Linked DNA regions of Mus musculus: region 2 is linked to region 1. A link is a loop called in an ENCODE intact Hi-C map of the cell type or tissue named here. Cell type or tissue: left cerebral cortex. All regions are shown on one strand. Each heading gives the region's core, and the rest is flanking DNA. Links, peaks and the distances in the headings are about the cores only.

The links. Hi-C counts contacts between places; a loop is a spot of excess contacts. Peaks named below come from ENCODE experiments on the same cell type or tissue, not always from the same donor. Only the 100,000 strongest peaks of a DNase experiment are listed, where the experiment ranks them.
Region 2: a loop joins it to region 1, with 2.1 times the contacts of the local background. A loop is called at or near these places in 2 of 42 quality-filtered maps.

What each region holds. Positions count from the first base shown.
Region 1 is chr2:11,358,503-11,361,962 of GRCm38, forward strand. The region is part of intron 1 of 8030442B05Rik (RIKEN cDNA 8030442B05 gene); the gene reads right to left. Among named protein-coding and RNA genes, the nearest start is that of Gm13293, 21 kb to the left of the region's middle. In left cerebral cortex, for the core only: no CTCF peak of the experiment used is centred there; a DNase peak (open chromatin) is centred at 1,697.
Region 2 is chr2:11,478,821-11,482,280 of GRCm38, forward strand. Pfkfb3 (6-phosphofructo-2-kinase/fructose-2,6-biphosphatase 3) reads right to left here. Exons shown (of 18, transcript NM_001177753.1): 12 at 3,234-3,296; 13 at 3,051-3,115; 14 at 2,427-2,513; 15 at 1,378-1,551. Among named protein-coding and RNA genes, the nearest start is that of Gm52500, 21 kb to the right of the region's middle. In left cerebral cortex, for the core only: a CTCF peak has its summit at 1,862; no DNase peak of the experiment used is centred there.

The DNA of each region.
Region 1 (3,460 bases), core at 600-3,099:
ATGTGCACCTAAAATCTTACTATACCCAGATTCTTGCAGTGTCTTTACTCATTACTGTCAAGATGCGGAAGCAGCCAGGATGCTCTTCTGTAGGTGAGCATAAGTAAGCTGCAGAACATGCACATAACTGGAAACGGTTTGGCACTTAAAAGGAGTGTGCTTCCAAACTATGAAAAGATGTAGGGGGAGCACAATTGCTAAGTGGGAAAAAAAAAAAAAGCTGATCTAAAAACATTGCATGCTGTGCAATTCCACCAAGATTGCGTTCTGGAAAGGGAACACACAGCTGACACTAAGACCTGTGCATGCCAGGAGTTAGGGAGAAGCAAGGAAAGGCTCAGCACTGTGAACCTTGAGGGCAGTGACAGAATTGTGACACCATTGTGTAGGATGCTACATTGGTAGAGGTGTGCCATTATGCTATTGTTTAAACAATAGATTGTCCAACAGCAAGATGAATCCTGAATGGAAAGGGTGGAGTCCAGGTGAAAGTCTGTCCATGTGTGCTTATTGATTACAATCAACAAGACTGTACCATGCAGGGGGGTGGTAAAGAGGGAGGCTTAGCATGCCTGCGGGCAGATGTGATTTGAAAACTTTGCCGATTGTGTAGTTATCTCCTCTGAATTAAAATGGTCTTGAGTAAGATGGTTACTGGTCAGTGGTTAGGAACCCTTGCTACACATGCAGAGGAACCGAGTTCAGTTTCCTGGACTGGCATCTATAACTCCAACTCCACCTGTCATCAGTGCTGGAGACTGACCTCAGGTCCCCAGTCACAGAAGCAAGGAAACTAGGCTTGGGCTTGATTTTCTTGTAACAGTTGCATCTGCTTGTAGCAAGAAATAGAAGTGATGATTATCTTTTTAAAAAGAACATGGTTGATACAACTGGTCTTTAGCTAGCGCTAGATCAGCGCCAAAACCACAGGAACACAAACTCATTCTTCTGGCTGTTGTGTAAGCCATGTGACCTCTTCCTCGGGAACTTGTTCCCATCTGACTGTACCCTACTTTCTCTATTTTCTCTCTATTCAGTTTATGTTACTCCACAGTTCCAGTTGGCGTGGCTTCTCTACAGCCCATGCAAATGCCTTCCCTATTAGGACCTTAGAAATGACAATGCCCCTTTTTACCCAGATTCCTTTGTCTGTTTGTCTGTTTGTTGACTCTTTAAATATTTATTGTGAGTGTCTTCACACATACTAGAAGAAGGACTCAGATCCCATTATAGAAGGTTGTGATGTGTGGATGCTGGGAATTTAACTCAGGACCTCTAGAAGACAGTCAGTGCTCTTAAACTTTGAGGCATCTCTCTAGCCCTTTACTTCTGATTCCTAATTAAGAAAATCTTATTGGCCAAAAGCATGGTTCAAGGGTTGTAGATAAAGCAACAGATTCACTGTGACTAGGTCTGGTGGTGACCATCAGAGCTCAATGGATTACTATAGGAAAATAGACTTGCGTGTTTCAAAAGACACCTACTAGGCATGTCCGACTTGCACCCCATAGGCAGCCTGTACCCCAAGATAGTTTATAAATGAGGCTCAGCAAAAACGAGTTACGCAGCTTACTTAACACATTATGAGATTTCTCTGTGTGGGTGCACGCACATGTGTGTGTGTGTACGTGAGCTTGTGTTAAAGAGAGGAATGGGGGAGATTGCATGGTGTCTGAGCATGCAGTGTGTAGGTGACAGCAGTCTCAGAAAGGCAGAGGGTTAGTGACTCCTGCCAGAGCTGGGGTTCAGCTCTCCACACAGGAGGTGTGAATAAAACAGGAAATGAACGTTGTGCCTCCATAGCTGGCTTTCGGCTAGCATATTTGAGTCAAATCACTTAAGCTCCAACTCCAGCTTCCTCAACCGTAAAGCAAGGAGTTGTGCTACATAACGAAAATGTCTTTATTCCAGTACTAATTACTGTGAAAACACAGTGTTTGCCTAGTTACTGTACACAGAACCCAAGGGCACCTGTGGTGGATACAGGAGATGGTATGAACCCTACAATCAGAAGTGACAAAGATCTGGAGCAAAGGGCATTTTCAGGACCCCAGAGGAAACACAGATACTAGGACTGTGTTTCAGGGTATCTGTCGTCCTTGCTCTTCAGAGTTCTTGAACAAGCTGGTTTTATCTCCACAGTATTTGCATAGTTATAAAAATAACGGCAGTAACTGAAGAGCCATTTCTTACTTCCATACCTCTCCTCTCTGCCACCTTCCCTTACAGAACCCCATGATGCAAGACCCCAGGATCTTGCCTGCATTGAAAGAGCTTGATAGTCAAAATACTAGGTTTATTTGTGAGTTTATTATTATTATTATTACTATTCAGACAAAATGTTATGTGCTCAGGCTGGCTGTGAACTCACTACGTAACTAAGGATAGATAACCTTACATTTCTGATCCTCTTGCCATTACCTTCTGGTTACTTGGATTGCAGACATGTGCTACCACACCTGGGTTAATCAGGTCCAGGCCTGGAACCGAGTACCTCACTCATTGTAGGCACGAATTCTGTCTACTGAGCTACATTGCCAGTCCCAAATGCCACTTCTAACAAGTTTCAGCCTATGAATACTCTAACACCTCACACTTCTGGTCAGTTACTGTCAGAAGAGAACAAGACTGTGAGACATATTTACACTTCAGTGTGAACTCAAATCAGTGGATCTCCTCCCCCAAGGAAGTAGCATTTAGCCACACTATGAAAAGCAATGTGTCATGTTTAGGCAGGCGGGAAAAAAGTTCTCTCACTCATGCACTCCTTACATAACTCTTTATTTACTGAGAAGGGCCGTCCCTGATGACATCACACACAGAGGATCTGCACTGAGCGGGTGAGGGGGCCAGAGACGTACCCCACAATATGCCTTGGGGGCATATGGAGAATTTTAAACTAAAGGCAACTGGAGCTTTTGACTTTTCCCATACTTCCAAAACCTAGAGAGTACACTTTCCCCCTTCAAAAAGCATTTTTAATGCTACAATTACAATGGAAATTTCCACCTTCAGTAGAAGAGCTGCAACCAGAGATGCCACCATCTACAAGCATGGCAGCCGTTCTTTGACACATACCATCTCCTGGACATGTCACAACTTTCATCGCCCTCCTCCCCCAATAACCCACACCCCATTTCATCTGATTAGCCTATGATGGTTTATAGGCCTCATTTTGAGCCATTTTAAAAAATGAATTCTTGTATACATTCAAAATAAAAACACTTCCCCCCTCTTGTTAATGTGTCAGCTTGAACACGACCCCCCAAACCATGAACCTAGAAAGATACCAAGGCAAGGGCGGTCCCAGCTCTCAGCCAGTGTGTCTGTTGCAGAGAGATGGCAGGGATAGCTTAGAAAACATCAGCAGCCATTCTGGGAGGAAGAGCACAGGGTCTGAGAGATGTGTTCCTCCCCATCTCTGAAGGGGCAACCTAAATAAGAGCTCCCTAGGACACCC
Region 2 (3,460 bases), core at 321-2,820, 120 kb after region 1:
CTACAATCAAAGCCAAGTCCTTGGGCTCCCAGGGAATCTGTCATCTCACTGAACCTAACCCTTACTTTGTGCCAGACCCAAGTTATACGGACAGCACCTTATCCGAGCCACTTTTTGTAGGGTATATTACTGTCCAATTCCACAGGTTAGGAAACTGAGGCCTGGAGTAGTTAAATGAGCAGTGGAGGCCACAGGGTTCTCTCTGGACCTCATTCTAACCCTTAAGATGTTAACAGGAAGCTCAGGGGCAGCAGAAGAGCTGTCACCACACAGCCAGAACTGCCTAGTATTGATCTGAAATTCATCCAGGCACGGGGCAAGGTCTACTATCTCATGTTGGCAAAGGTCCTCGGCTATCTCTAAAGGACTGGTTTCCTGAAAACAAATTTGGATGCTCAACAGCCAGACTCTTCAGCCTTTGATCTTTCAAGCAAGTGAAAGAGTGAGTCTTGCTGAGTTCTGTTTATTTTTACTCTGATCATCTAACCACTGTGTGAAAAGGTGGCTGTCTTAGCTGCCTGATTCTGTATATGTGTATACGCATACCATGCACACGAGCATCCGTGTATCAAGGTGCAGGTAGACACAAGTACCCCAAAAGTGGAGATAAAAGGACAACCTTAGATGCCAACCTTCAGGAGCCTTCCACCTTTTCTTACTGTGTTGGGATTTCACCATGTGGACCAGGCTAGCTGGCCGAGAGCTTCGAGGATCTACCTGTTTCTGTCTCCCATCTCACCACTGGTGATTTTACAGGCATGAGTCTCTGAACACAATTTATTGCATGGGTTCTCGGGATCTGAACATAAGTCTCCGAAATTGGACAGAAAGAGCTTTAAACTCAGCTGCCTCTCCAGCTCTGGACTGTTTCTAAGGAGGACAGGGCTATGCTGGCTCTGGAGAGGAGTTAGGCTTTTCTGTGTGGCCTCAGCCCTTTTTCTGCCAGAGGTGACAGCAAAGAAGTTAGCAAAAGAGAGGAAAGACAAGACATCAGTCCCCTGGGCTGTACAGACTCCTGGATTGGGAATTGCTGGAGTGTAGACTGCTCTAGTAGTACTCAGAAATGTGCATAGGACAGGGGCATTTTATAATGTCTTTACTCTGCCTGATTCTGCTCAATAAAGAATAAAGGCCACAGCTCGGAAAGGATGCGCACAGTCACTGCTGATGAGGAAAGATTGCAGAGTGAGAACGGTATGTTCTCACTGATGCATGTACATACACTAGACAGCCACAATCCTCATACATCGCACATGCAGCCCACTTGAACACAGGCACTCATCCTTACTTGCAAACACAACACAGAACCCCAGATACGGGCATCCTCTTCCCTCTGCACTCTCCCCTGTAGGCAGTAATTAAAGCAGGATCACTGACTTGTCCGGGCAGCTGCGTGGGCACTTCCGGGGGCAGGCAGCTTGGCAGGGCAGCAGAAGTGGAAGCCACACGCTCCTCAAAGCTGTTGATGCGAGGCTTTTTGGTGGGCTCGGGACTGGCTAGTGGGGTGACACTATTGCGTCTCATGAGCGGGTTAGGTCCCTTCTTTGCATCCTAAGCAGACAAAGACAAAAGAGAGAAGGCGACAGTTACAAGGAGTGGGGAGGTAGGAAGAGAAGCACGCACGCACGCGCAAACGCGCACACACACACACACACACACTCACACACACACACACCACATAGATTCGTCTCGAGACTTGTAAAGGTACAACCAGAGGGACACCCAGGTGAGTGGCCTTGACACTGAGCTGCTGTTGGCCCAGAACCTCTCACTATTTGCAAAGCAGGGGAAGAGAAAAGAATTACAATCACAGCAGAGAAGGGGGGCAGAGAAAAGAATCTTAACTCCCAGTCACCTCACCCACAGAGGGCGCAGGAGAGACCACTGGCTCTAAAATCTCCAGACTGGGAGGAGAACGGTGCCAGGCTGACTCCCTTCCACCTGGTCTGCAGCACACAGAAGAATCTATTAATACTCTGCGCTGGCCCAGACACTACCCAGCCTCAGTCTAGGAGGCCAAAGATGCAGAAAACAGGTAGCCGTCTGTCCACCAGGATGAGATGTCAGCTTTCCAAGCAGAGGATCATGAGACAGGAGAATAGGCTCCTGGGGTCCAAAGCCTGGCCCAGCACCTCAGAGCCTAGACATCTGCAGCCCCAGTGCTAGCAAGTAAGTATTCTGAAGTACATGGAGCCTGTCTCATGTCTAAACCCAGGGTTAGTTAGGGCTTTCTTCATTCAGCTAACTGAGCAGGTGCCCCGGTTCAGAGGGGCGGGGACAGGAGACAGGGCGAGGCAGCCCAGAGACACAGTCCTCTTCTACCGTGGTCCACAGTGCAAGTGAGGCAGAAAACAGGCTGACACCCCATCCATGTACCCTTCCTACCAACGTCTGCCGGCCAAGCTCCTTGGGGATGGGTAAGTCACCTGTTTTGCGGACTCCACAGACTGAAAGTCAAGTTCGGTGTAAGAGGAAGGTCTGACTACACTGGCAAAGTGTTGTATTTTGACAGCCTGCATAAAGCAAATTTAAATCCACTTTCACAACACAGGCCTGGACAGATTCGCCATCTGCCCAGTAAGGGGATTCAACATGACCACACACTCCCTCCCCCAAAAACCTCAGCCCTCCCTGAGGTGGGAGACAGGTGCTGAGTCTCCTAAGACCTTCCCTTGGCCATACTGTAGGATGCCCATCCTCCGGCCCTCCTCCGATCTCAGACCTCTTCTAACTATGAACTTAAGGGCATGTGGATGCTGTTGCTGACTGGCTGATCCAGCCTGAGCCAGGCCTCTGGTGCTTTTGAGAAGGGCACAGCTTTTGCTGCCTAAAGTGGTAACAGCTACTGTGCCAGGGCTATGATTGACAGAAGGCAGTAATCCCCTGTTTACGTCATTCTTCCCAGTCAAGTAGAAACGAGGACAAAATGAGAGAGTGAGAGAGAGCGAAAGAGAGAGAGAGAGGGGAGAGAGAAACTCAGTGAGACCCCTCCAGAAGAAAGCCAGACCCAGGGTTTCCCAAAGGTCCCAGGGCATCAGAGCCTAACTCACCTCTGACCTCTCCCGGTGTGTGCTCACCGATTCTACATTCAAGTAAATGGACTCCACCCGGCACCCTGAAGGTGAAGGATGGAGAAGACAGCTTCTGTTATAAAGATCCTCCTCCTCTGGTATAAAGAACCTCCAGCCACCAGGAGACCCCAGGGCCAGGGCCCAGCAGGGGCTGCTACTCACCATATGCCACAGGTGTCAGTTTCAGGACAGTGTGGAGCGGACATTTCAGGTATGGCATCTCCTCTGAAATGAGACATGTCATCATAGTTAGATAAGAGACTGAAGCAAAGGGCTAAGTTCAGGGGCACCCCCAGACACAAGAGCCTCACGCCTAACCCAGAAGCCCTTGGTCACATGGAGGCTTGAGGGTTCTCCAGGCTGGTTTATGAAGTGATGAAGCCCACTAA